Regions from separate parts of the Homo sapiens genome. Here region 1 is linked to region 2. A link is a loop called in an ENCODE intact Hi-C map of the cell type or tissue named here. Cell type or tissue: CD4-positive, alpha-beta T cell. All regions are shown on one strand. Links, peaks and the distances in the headings refer to the core of each region. The heading gives the core; the rest is flanking DNA. Region 1 overlaps STXBP5-AS1 (STXBP5 antisense RNA 1). Region 2 overlaps SASH1 (SAM and SH3 domain containing 1).

Region 1 (5,375 bases), core at 91-5,090, 1.6 Mb before region 2:
CGACTCACCCTCAATCTGGGTGGACACCATCTAATCAGCTGCCAGCACGGCTAGGATAAAAGCAGACAGAGGAACGCGGAAGGACTTGACTTGCTGAGTCTTCTGGCCTTCATCTTTCTCCCATGCTGGATGCTTCCTACCCTCAAACACTGGACTCCAAGTTCTTCAGCTTTTGGACTCTTAGACTTACACCAGTGGTTTGCCAGGGGCTCTAAGGCCTTTGGCCACATACTGAAGGCTGCACTGCAGGCTTCCCTGCTTTTGAGGTTTTGGGACTCGGACTGGCTTCCTTGCTCCTCAGCTTGCAGATGGCCTACTGTGGGACTTCACCTTGTGATCATGTGAGTCAATACTCCTTAATAAACTCCCATTCATATATACATCTATCTTATTAGTCCTGTCCCTCTGGAGAATCCTGATTAATACACTGTCCTTCATTTTTCTGTTGGTTCCCTTCTTGCTTACACTTATTTTAGAAGCCAGTCTCTTCCCATATACTTGGAGAAATAGAAACTTTTCAGAAAAGGTCTGAGAAAGATATTATTTCTGGTCTCAAAGAGTTCACCTTCTAGTTAGAGTGAGAGACTGGACTTGCCTAGACTTCTCACATATGTATTCTTGTTCCTGAGCCTCTTAGGTGGGTTTGTGTCCTGCTTTCTGCAAGTACATCGCAACTTGGTCTCTGCCTCAGTCACCCCAGGGAACTCTGAGTTCCATATGCTCTGTGTGCACAGCAAGGACCTCTGTGTGCACAGCAAGGGCCTCTGTGGGCCTGACTCCCTGAAACAGGGGCAACACTGCCATCCTCTTCTTAGTCAGCTACATGAGTTCAACTACTTCCCCACTCTCTGCCTCCTCCCTGTCCTTCTGTCTTCCAAAGGGAGAATTTTACCAGACCAGTTCCAACAGTAAACACAGGTCCCTTTGAAGCATTTTCCCATCAATGTTGGATACCTTGGCTCATCCCCTTCAGCCTATCCACTGAGTGGTCCACCTCTAGTTTGGTGACTGCTTTTATTGTATGGCTAACTTTTAGTTAGTAATTAATTCATTAATCACAATTGTTTTCTATATTTGTCATAAAGGATTATTCATCTGTGTTTTTCCCTTCTCAGTCTTCATTCATCCATTCATACAGTCACTCACTCATTCATTCATCAGAATTCATTACTGAGTTCCTCCTTTTGTAAGGTCACACCCTACAAGCTGGGGGAGACAGAGATGAAGTCAGTGGTTCTGTCTCGGCTTATGATTATAGTCACCTGAGAATCTTCAAAAAAGAAAAAAAAAAAGATGCATTGCCCTGGCCCCATCTCCAGAGATTCCAAATGAATGAGTCTGGGGCAGCTCCTGAGCATCAGTGATTTTTAAAAGATTCCTGGGTGATCTGAAAGTGCAGCTAAGACTGAGGACCATGAGGAGATGAGGGCACGAATAACATGGATTAAAATGAAAAGGCAAGGCTATCCTGAACACTTCAGAGGGACTGCTCTCAGGAAAGCCTCCCAGCAGGCCTGCACCCTTGGCCTGCACAGGACTGACAGCCCTTCTATCTCTGCTCAGCCCCATTGACCACAAATTTAGCCACTGCTCAGGCGAGAGATGTGGCACATCTGACTCAAACTGAGCAAAGAGAAGACGGTAGCATGACTAACTTTCTCTCAGCTGAACAATAATGGTACCACCTTTCTCGAGGGAGTGTGCATTTTGAGAAACTGTGCGGCTGCCGCCCACCCAAGCTCAGGAGTCCCAACGCTTGGGCAGAGAAGATTTTGAGGCAGGTCTAAATGTCTCTAAAATTTGTATGGCTATAAAAAAGGAGGAGTTCATGTCCTTTGCAGGGACACGGATGAAGCTGGAAACCATCATTCTCAGCAAAATATCACAAGAACAGAAAACCGAACACCGCATGTTCTCACTCGTAAGTGGGAGTTGAACAATGAGAACACATGGACACAGGGAAGGGAACATCGCACACCGGGGCCTGTTGGGGAGTGGGGGACTGGGGGAGGGATAGCGTTAGGAGAAACACCTAATGTAAATGATGAGTTGATGGGTGCAGCAAACCAACATGGCACATGCATATCTATGTAACAAACCTTCACGTTCTGCACATGTACCCTAACACTTAAAGTACAATAAAAAATAAATAAAATAAAATAAAATCTGTATGGCTAGGTGAGGGTAATAGCTTACACTTCAAGGGAGGCCGATGTAATTCTGGAGATGTGACAGGCGGTTGCTGAGATGTTTAAAGGAGTAAGCAGAAAAGAAGGAAATTGAGGACATCCCGGCCTTCTCCGGGTCTTTCTGCTTCTGTGACAGGATGTAGAGTTAAAATCATGAGAGGACTGCAAGCCCTGCCCCTTCACATTCCTCCAAGCACTGAGAAATCCTATCTGGTCCCCTTCTCTGCTTTGTCAGGCTGAGGCCTGGCCTCTCTGTCCTGCAGGTGCACGGGTGTAAGAAAAGGACTGGAGCCCGTGTGAATAAACTGCTGAGAATCAGCCCTTCCTCCCATGGAAATCATATATTGGCTGGGGCTCCAGGGTATGCTTTGTGCTCCAGCGGTAAGATTTATTTCTTTTCCTTCTCTGTAGAAAATTCCCCTCTCATGGTGGCACAGGGAGAAAATAATGTCCTAAAAGTGGAGACAGACTGGGGCAAGCAGATGGCTGCGAAGGCGCCATTTCTCTGTGTGTCCAGCAGGGGGCGCCGATGACAAGCGCGCGGGCTGCGAGGCCGCACAGACTCTTACGCAACGATGAGGGCGCAGGCTCGCGGGCCAAGGATGCTGACGCAGGCCTGAGTCCGGAAAAGACCCGCACATCTGGGGCCCAAGTGGCCCATTTCCCCAGAGGCGAGCAAGGACTCTCAGGAATCGTCATCCTTCCCATGAAATCCTGGAAACTGCTTAGTTGAGTTTCTGGTTGACTTGCGCTGCGTGCAGCTGGCAGCTGCCGGTGAACCCAGTGACACTGGTTCAGTGCTCATGTTTGTTTTCCAAAAGGGGCTGCCCTGATTTTTGTTTTTTTAAGACTAAATAATAATAGTCATCATAGGCACCCTTTTCTGAACAGCCCCTCTATGCCTTCCCGGTGCTAGGGGTTTGATGCTGATTGTGTATGTTCCCCTGCTGTGTGTGTTTCATCCTCTCATCCTGCAGCAAGGAGCCCCACCAGTGCCTCCCATCAGACCTCCCTGCTGTGTTCAATGCAACTTGCTTTTAAAAGGGAGCCAGGGAGAAAGGGACGGAAGGAGGGAAGAGGAGAGGACACCAATCCCTTCCCAGATTCATTCTACCTGTCAAAGCGAGAGAAAGCTTGTGTTTGGAGAATGAACAGGAAACGATGTTATTTGATTGTCTTAAATCAGTTTCATCTTGCTGTTATTTTACTGTTTAAGGCTTCTGTTTGTTCTGTTTCGTTTTGTTTTCAATTTCCCTCAAATGCGTCAGTGATCTCTAGAATATTTCTGTATTCTAGAGAAGATTTGTGCTTAACAGGGAGAGAAAAGGTACAATGGGATTATTTCTGGTAAATAAGGCTGCTTTTTTAATCCCTTTGCTTTCTTAATTTTGTTAAAAGAAAAATTATGAAGTTATTTTTAAAAGAATTATAAGAATTCAAAACCAGGCTTCCTTCACTGAAGACATGTTAACTTAAAAATCTGGAAAATATAGATCTAGAAGAAAAAGCATAAACTGCACTTACAATCTCTTAGCCAAGCAATAATTGTTATTTAATTTAGTATATCAAGTAAGGATCTTTTTCTAATATTCTATATGCTATACTAGAAAGTGTTATAGTATTATACATAGATTAACAATCTATTGTTTTCTTTACTTAAAATATTTTGATAATTTTAAATATTTGCGCAGTGTTTATCATGTGTCATATAAATGTAACAAAATACATTCAGTTAATTTAATAAGGATGGATATTAAAGCTATTTTCACTATTTTTTTCTGTTTTTCTATTGTAAACATCACTAGGTCAATAACTTTTACATACATTTCTATTTCCTTGGGAAAAATCTCTAAAAGAAAAATTGAAGATCAGTGGATATTTAAAGCTACTCAGCATGTATTTGCAAATGGTCTTCTAGAAGCACCGAGCCAATTTGCGTTTTCACCAATGGTTAGGAGCCAATACCAGTAGAGTTCCTTTTCATGTGCTTTGACAATTTTATAGGTTGCAAATAGTATTTTATTGTTGTTCTAATTTGCATTCTTGTGTGTTTTTCTCTTGAATTTTTCAGACTCCTTTAAGGATCTTTCCAAAGGTCTTCAATTTTGATATAAGCAACAAAGAATAAGAGTGAGTAACAGCTAAAGAAACCAGGGAACTGTAGCGGTAGAGTGTAGCAGTGAAAATATTTAAGACTTGATGAAACAATGTCCCTTGCATAGACCGATGCTTTTATAGGCACTCCGGACCTGCAGTGGACTGTTTCTGTTCTCCCAAAATCCATACGTTGAAATCTAATCTTCAATGTGATGGTATCAGGAGGTAAGGCTGGGAGGTAATCAGGTCACAAGAGTGGAGCCCCCATGAATGGGATTAGTGCCCTTCTAAAAGAGGCCCCCAAGTGCTCCCTTGCCAGCTACTGGCTGAGGACACAGTGAGAAGACAGCTGTCTATGAGCCATGAAGTGAGCCCTCACCTGACATCAATTCTGCCAGCACCTTCATTTTAAACTTTCCAGCCTCCAGATCCGTGAGAAATAACTTTCTGTGTTTATAAGCCACCCAATGTATGTTTTGTTTTGTTTTTACAGCGGCCTGAATAGATTTACAGCCAAGAAAATTAGAGAGGGGATCCAGGTTGGAATTAGTCTTCAATCTGATTACTCAATTATGATGACTAAAAGCCCTACTGAGCACCAGAATTCTGGTGATTTTTTTTTCCCAAGGTAGCCTAACATAAGGCAAAATTGTAGCATGAAGGAAGGGGATGACTTCTGAGAAGGCTTTCTTCACCTTGTACAGAAACCCAGGAAGTGGGTTGTGGACACAGGTTTGCACATGTCACCTTGTGGTGTGCATATGTGCGTGCTCTTGGGAATGTCATCCCTCCTTATTTTACCTGCATGTGAAAGCAGCAGGAACCTGTGCTAGAAAACAGAGACAATTAGAAGATAGCTGTGCTTTGGGGAAGCAAGTCAATTGACTGAAAAACAATTTGCCAAATGTCCAATTTGTGAGATTGTAAGGATGTTTAGAAGATTTTCTTTTCCTCTTCACCCTATACTTTCCCTGTCCCTGTCTGTGAAGTTGGCCCAGACTATTTTGTTACAGAGGCAGGGTCATGTTCAGAAGCAGGCGCAGGAATTAAACTAAAACATAAGCAAAAACCCTCAATGAGTCAGTAAAT
Region 2 (5,375 bases), core at 119-5,118:
TTGCCCAGCACGATTGGACCTCAGGCATGTCATCACTCCCATCTCAGTGACAGTCCTATTCTGTGATGGGGGGTAATGAGAGTATTGCATTTGAGAGGTGGAATTCTATACAAGTGTAAAGAATTTCATGTTGACCTGTGTTGTGTTCCTCCTCCTACTCTATGGTCTTACGAGGATCTCCACTGTAAAGCAGTAGACTCACTGGAAAAGAAAATATGGCAACCTAGAGTTTCCACTGTGTGGAGTGAGAGACTGCAATATAATTTTTTTTTTTTTTTAAGATGGAGTCTCACTTTGTCACCCAGGCTGGAGTGCAGTGGCGCAATCTCGGCTCACCGCAACCTCCACCTCCTGGGTTCAAGTGATTCTCCTGCCTCAGCCTCCTGAGTAGCTGCGATTACAGGTGCTCTCCACCACGCCTGGCTAATTATTGTATTTTTAGTAGACATGGGGTTTCACCATGTTGTCCAGGCTGGACTCGAACTCCTGACCTCAGGTGATCCACCCGTCTCGGCCTCAAAGTGCTGGGATTACAGGGTCAGACACTGCGCCCAGCTGCGATATAATTTTTGTAAAACGGAGTTTAATAATATTCTAACCAGAAAGGTAAAGGAGCACTCTGCCTTCTTTTCCTTCTCCCACTGGCTGCTCCTCCTAAGTCTCATTGCTGGGCCTCACTTTCTCTTTATGACCACTAAAAATCGGGTTGCCCTGGAGCTCAGTCTTCATAATGTTTCTCTTCGTAGTGTTCAGTCAGAGCTTAGAGTATGCAAGTCACTTACAAATTCTTATCTGCAGCTCTAGACTCACATGTCCAACTGTTTCTTTACTGTCTGCACAGGGATGTTTAATAAGCACCGCACACTTAGCATGTCCAAAGGGGACCTCTTGTTCCCTCCCCTGCTGTTCCCCTGCCCAGCTTTCCCCATCTGGGGAAGTGAATGTTATTTCATTATTTAGGTTTCTGCTCAGAGAAGCCTTCTCTGTCCCATCACCTCAACTTCTCCTCACTCCTTGACTCTGCAGTCGCCCTTCTTGAATCTGTCTTGTTTATTGCTATGTTCTCAGGACCTCAGAGGATGCCTGACTCCTACTGAGAGGTGAATAAATAAATACTGAATGAAAGAATGAGTGAAAATGAATACACAAAGCAATTTAACAAAGAATTTGTTAAAGACAGAGGTAGGAGGAAAGAAACCAGTTCTGGGGATACTGTCTCTTAAATTATTTTTATTTTTCAATGGGATTGATAAATTCCTTAATGTAGGAATTTTCTTAAGTGAATTTTGCCTTCAGGAACAGCTAAAGCAGTTTAGGGATCTTGAGGAAAAATGTTGACACTTAAGCAGATAGATTTGGGGTCTTAATAGTAGGAGTTATTGATGAACAAATATTTGCTAAGGTTCAGTTCTGAGACTTTAAATCCAATACTTGATGATAATTAAATGTTTAAATGGATTTTTAAAGCACAGCAGAATATTAATTATTGCTTCCTGGTCATCAAAATCCATGCTGAAGTTACCATACTTTTTACCCATTGACAATGAAAAAGATGAGTCCAAAGAGCAGATCCAGCTCCAGCGCCCACCATCCTCAGGCCTGGGGCTTCTGGCTGGAGGAAGGAGGTACTACTACCAGGAGGCCTCTTTGGAGCTGACGTCTGAGCATTAATTTCTTCCACCAGGAGATTAGTAAATGACCCCTTCCACCTGCTGCCATCCACTTTTGGACTTGGGTTATATCATTGATTTTTGCTCCTGCTGGATGAATTGTAATAATCATTCTCAAGGAGAAAGGAGATGGCATTTTGCACTGCTTCTATGCCAGCTTCTGTTTGCAGGGAGAAAGTCACTGCATCCAAATTCACACATTGAATTTGGATTCAACGTAAAATTCAAAGGATTGTAAATTTGATGAGTTGGGGAGCCTCACGCTTATGAAACATGGGCTTGTTATTCTTTGGCCAGCATCTAGGTGGTGAACTTGTGAAATTTTAAAAACAAAATCCCACTCACCACAGCAAGATGAATAAAGAAACTACAGTGCCATCTGCTGGCATCCTGGGGAAGTTCAAGCAATGCCTGGGCCAAGTCCAAACCGGAGGATAAAATTATTCAAAGTGTGTGGTAGTTTGAAGACAGTAGATTAAAAATAGTGAAAATATTGTCAGTCATCATTTCAGAGAGGAAAATGCAATCACATTTTGTGCTAATGGTGTAGCAGTGGGAGCGTACATTTTTCTGCAGTGTACTTTTTGAAGTATTTTGATGACTTTTAGGGAAAGTAAAAATTCACAATTTGTGTTTTCACTTATTACATAATAAGTTTTATCCTGAGGTGGGGATATTTGGTCCATAGCAGTTAGGTCAAGACTTCTCTAGTCCTGGCCGGTCACGGTGGCTCATGCCTGCAATCCCAGCACTTTGGGAGGCCGAGGCGGGCAAATCACCTGAGGTCAGGAGTTCAAGTCCAGCCTGGTCAACATGGTGAAACCCCGTGTCTACTAAAAATACAAAAATTAGCCAGGCATAGTGTCATATGCCTGTAGTCCCAGGAGGCTGAGGCAGGAGAATCGCATGAACCTGGGGGTGGAGGTTGCAGTGAGCCGAGATCGCATCACTGTACTCCAGCCTGGGCAGCAGAGTGAGACTCTGTCTCCAGGAGAAAAAAAAAAAAAAAAAAGACATCCCTAGTCCTTAGGGTGAGGACAAAAATACATATGGGGCTCCCTGTCCCTCTGGTGGCCCCTTACAGAAAACATGTTTAACCAGCTGCAGACCCCAGCCCGCTGAAGTAAGGTGGCAGCTGCACAGTCCCATGACTTGAAGTGCAAAGTACAGCACAGTAAGATTTTTTAAAAAAATTAAGAAGCTAAACTTAGCAGAAACCCTTCTTTCTTTCTGAAGGATTTCCTGCCTCAGTCCCCAGCCAACTAGCTTGCTCTTATTTTGCTCCCACTTCTCCCGTGGCCCTGAGCATGTTACATTTGCTGCTTCTCTTCCTCATTCTTCTCCTCCCCTTCCCCCTCGTCATTTCTTATGCTTTTTTGTTCCTGTCTCCCTCCGTCTCTAACCTGTGGCTCCCCTTCCTTCGTGTTCATCCATGTACCTTACTTGTGCGTTGTTCAGTACATTTTGGCTGAAAGATTTAAATTTTGAAATGGCTACCTCCTAAAAGCCTTGCAGGTAAATACAGGTATTTTCATTTTTGTGTGGATAGGAGGAAGGAGAGTAGGTCCTAGCCATGTTTTGGCACAATTTGGTGATAAGTGAGATTTTCCTTACATGTTCTGTATTCACAGCACAGGAATAAGGGGAAATAACTAGAATTCAAAACTAGCTCTTGTCCTCTCTAGCGGTTTCTCCCCTGATTCTGTTCTTAGCTCCGACTCTCCCTTAGTTTACAATAGAAAGCTTTCAGATTTTTGTGCTGGTCATCAACAGTTCTCTGCACTCAGCCGTGGAGAATGGTGGTGCTTGCAGGGCATGGGCCTGCCACTCAGAAATGGCACCCAGTGGTCAGCCCACACCAGTGCAGCTACACCAAAGGGTGGTGGCTTATTAAAGGCTGCTCTGCGTGAAAAAGCCTCCCTCCCCTCTCTCTGGTCACCTTAGATTCTCAAGGTCCTTTTATCCAAAAGGTAGGCAGAAAATCACTTTAGGTGATTAGGATATTCAATTCTTCTTCCTCTGAATGAGACAGAGTCTCATTCAGTCACCCAGTTTGGAGGTCAGTGGTGTGATCATAGCTCACTACAACCTCGGACTCCTGGGCTCAAGTAGTCCTCCTGCTGCAGCCTCCTGAGTAGCTAGAACTAGCACTATAGATGCATGTCACCATACCCAGTTGAACTTTTTAGAAGTTTTTTTTTTAAAGAGACAGTGTCTCACTATGTTGCCCAGGCTGCTCTCCTCCTGCCTCAGCCTTTGCTCTAATTTTTTCAGTGTAACTCATACCTGGCCTCCCACTTTCTTGTCTTCCCTAGCCTTCAGATGCAAAAATCACCTCTTCCATCTTCCTTCCTGGTGGTGAACTTGTAGTGAAGATTCAGGTTTAAATCCCCCAAGTGTCTGTGTCTCTTCTGATGCAGGTGCCTTCTTTCTGGTTTCCCTTGGCTGTAAGCCCAAGGATACTGTATTTTCCTTCTGGGATTTGGACACACCTAATGAAAGATTTTGCTCCACACTCTACTGTTCCCTGTTCCTTTTTTTTTTTTTTTTTTTTTTTTTGGTGATACAGTTTCACTCTGTTGCCCAGTCTGGAGTGCAATGGTGCGATCTTGGCTCACTTCAACCTCTGCCTCCCAGATTCAAGCAATTCTCCTGCCTCAGCCTCCCGAGTAGCTAGGATTACAGGCCTGTGCCACCACGCCTAGCTAATTTTTGTATTTTTAGTAGAGACGGAGCTTTGCCATGTTGTCCAGTCTGGTCTCAAACTCCTGACCTCAAGTGATCTGCCCACCTCGTTCCCTTTTTGATACAACCAATTTTAACTTTCTTTGGCTTTCCCGCTTTCTTTCTTTAAATTTTGTTTGTCTAAGTTTTTTTCTGGAGAAATGCTTAATGAACTGGTTTTGGGCTGTGCACACTTTTCAGATTATTTGGGTTAATCTGTATCTGCCTTCACAAACTGGCAGCCAAAGGTGTTGGGGTGGGAGGCAAATTCGATGCCCAGACATGTATTGATTAATTTGGACACATGTTTAAAAACATTGGTTTCTTTACCATCACTTAAAAATGTTAGAGCTCTTGTATAAAAATACAGATTTCTGGCTGGGCACAGTGGCTCACGCCTGTAATCCCAGCACTTTGGGGGGCCGAGGCAGGAGGATTGCATGAGGTCAGGAGTTCCAGACCATCCTGGCCAACATGGTGAAACCCCGTCTCTACTAAAAATACAAAAATTAGCCAGGCGTGATGGCGCATACCTGTAATCTCAGCTACTTGGGAGGCTGAGACAGGAGAATCGCTTGAACCCAGGAGGCGGAGGTTGCAGTGAGCCAAGATCATGCCACTGTACTCCAGCTTGGACTACAGAGCAAGACTGTCTCAAAAAAAAAAATGCAGATTTCTGTCTTCTTTTTGAACATTGGAAGATTCAGCAGGATGGACATTGCACTTGCCAATTGGCAGCAACCAACTGGAGGAACTGTGTACTGGCCGCCCCCTTTATTAGGGACACTCAATATCCTGTTGTGGGTGTCTCACCCGCCTCCCTGCCCCCTTTGTTTTCCTAGAGCCGACCACTGTACTCATCTGTGGGCCCAAGTGGCATTTGTGGTGCTGAGTTTATGTTTTCATTATTATTTGCTTTCTCTTTTCCTCTTACACAAGAGACTTCCCAATGGCAGTAACTTCACTTGTATTAGTAGTTCA

Evidence for each region. Peaks named below come from ENCODE experiments on the same cell type or tissue, not always from the same donor. Only the 100,000 strongest peaks of a DNase experiment are listed, where the experiment ranks them.
Region 1: a loop joins it to region 2, with 23 times the contacts of the local background. A loop is called at or near these places in 5 of 110 quality-filtered maps.

The regions. Positions count from the first base shown.
Region 1 is chr6:146,854,920-146,860,294 of GRCh38, forward strand. All of the region lies in intron 8 of STXBP5-AS1 (STXBP5 antisense RNA 1), which reads right to left. Among named protein-coding and RNA genes, the nearest start is that of ADGB, 260 kb to the left of the region's middle. RefSeq lists an enhancer at 2,853-3,012. In CD4-positive, alpha-beta T cell, for the core only: CTCF peaks have their summits at 2,713 (motif pointing right) and 2,913; a DNase peak (open chromatin) is centred at 2,742; H3K4me3 peaks cover 341 bases.
Region 2 is chr6:148,462,885-148,468,259 of GRCh38, forward strand. All of the region lies in intron 4 of SASH1 (SAM and SH3 domain containing 1), which reads left to right. Among named protein-coding and RNA genes, the nearest start is that of SASH1, 120 kb to the left of the region's middle. In CD4-positive, alpha-beta T cell, for the core only: CTCF peaks have their summits at 2,045 (motif pointing left) and 2,251; a DNase peak (open chromatin) is centred at 2,047.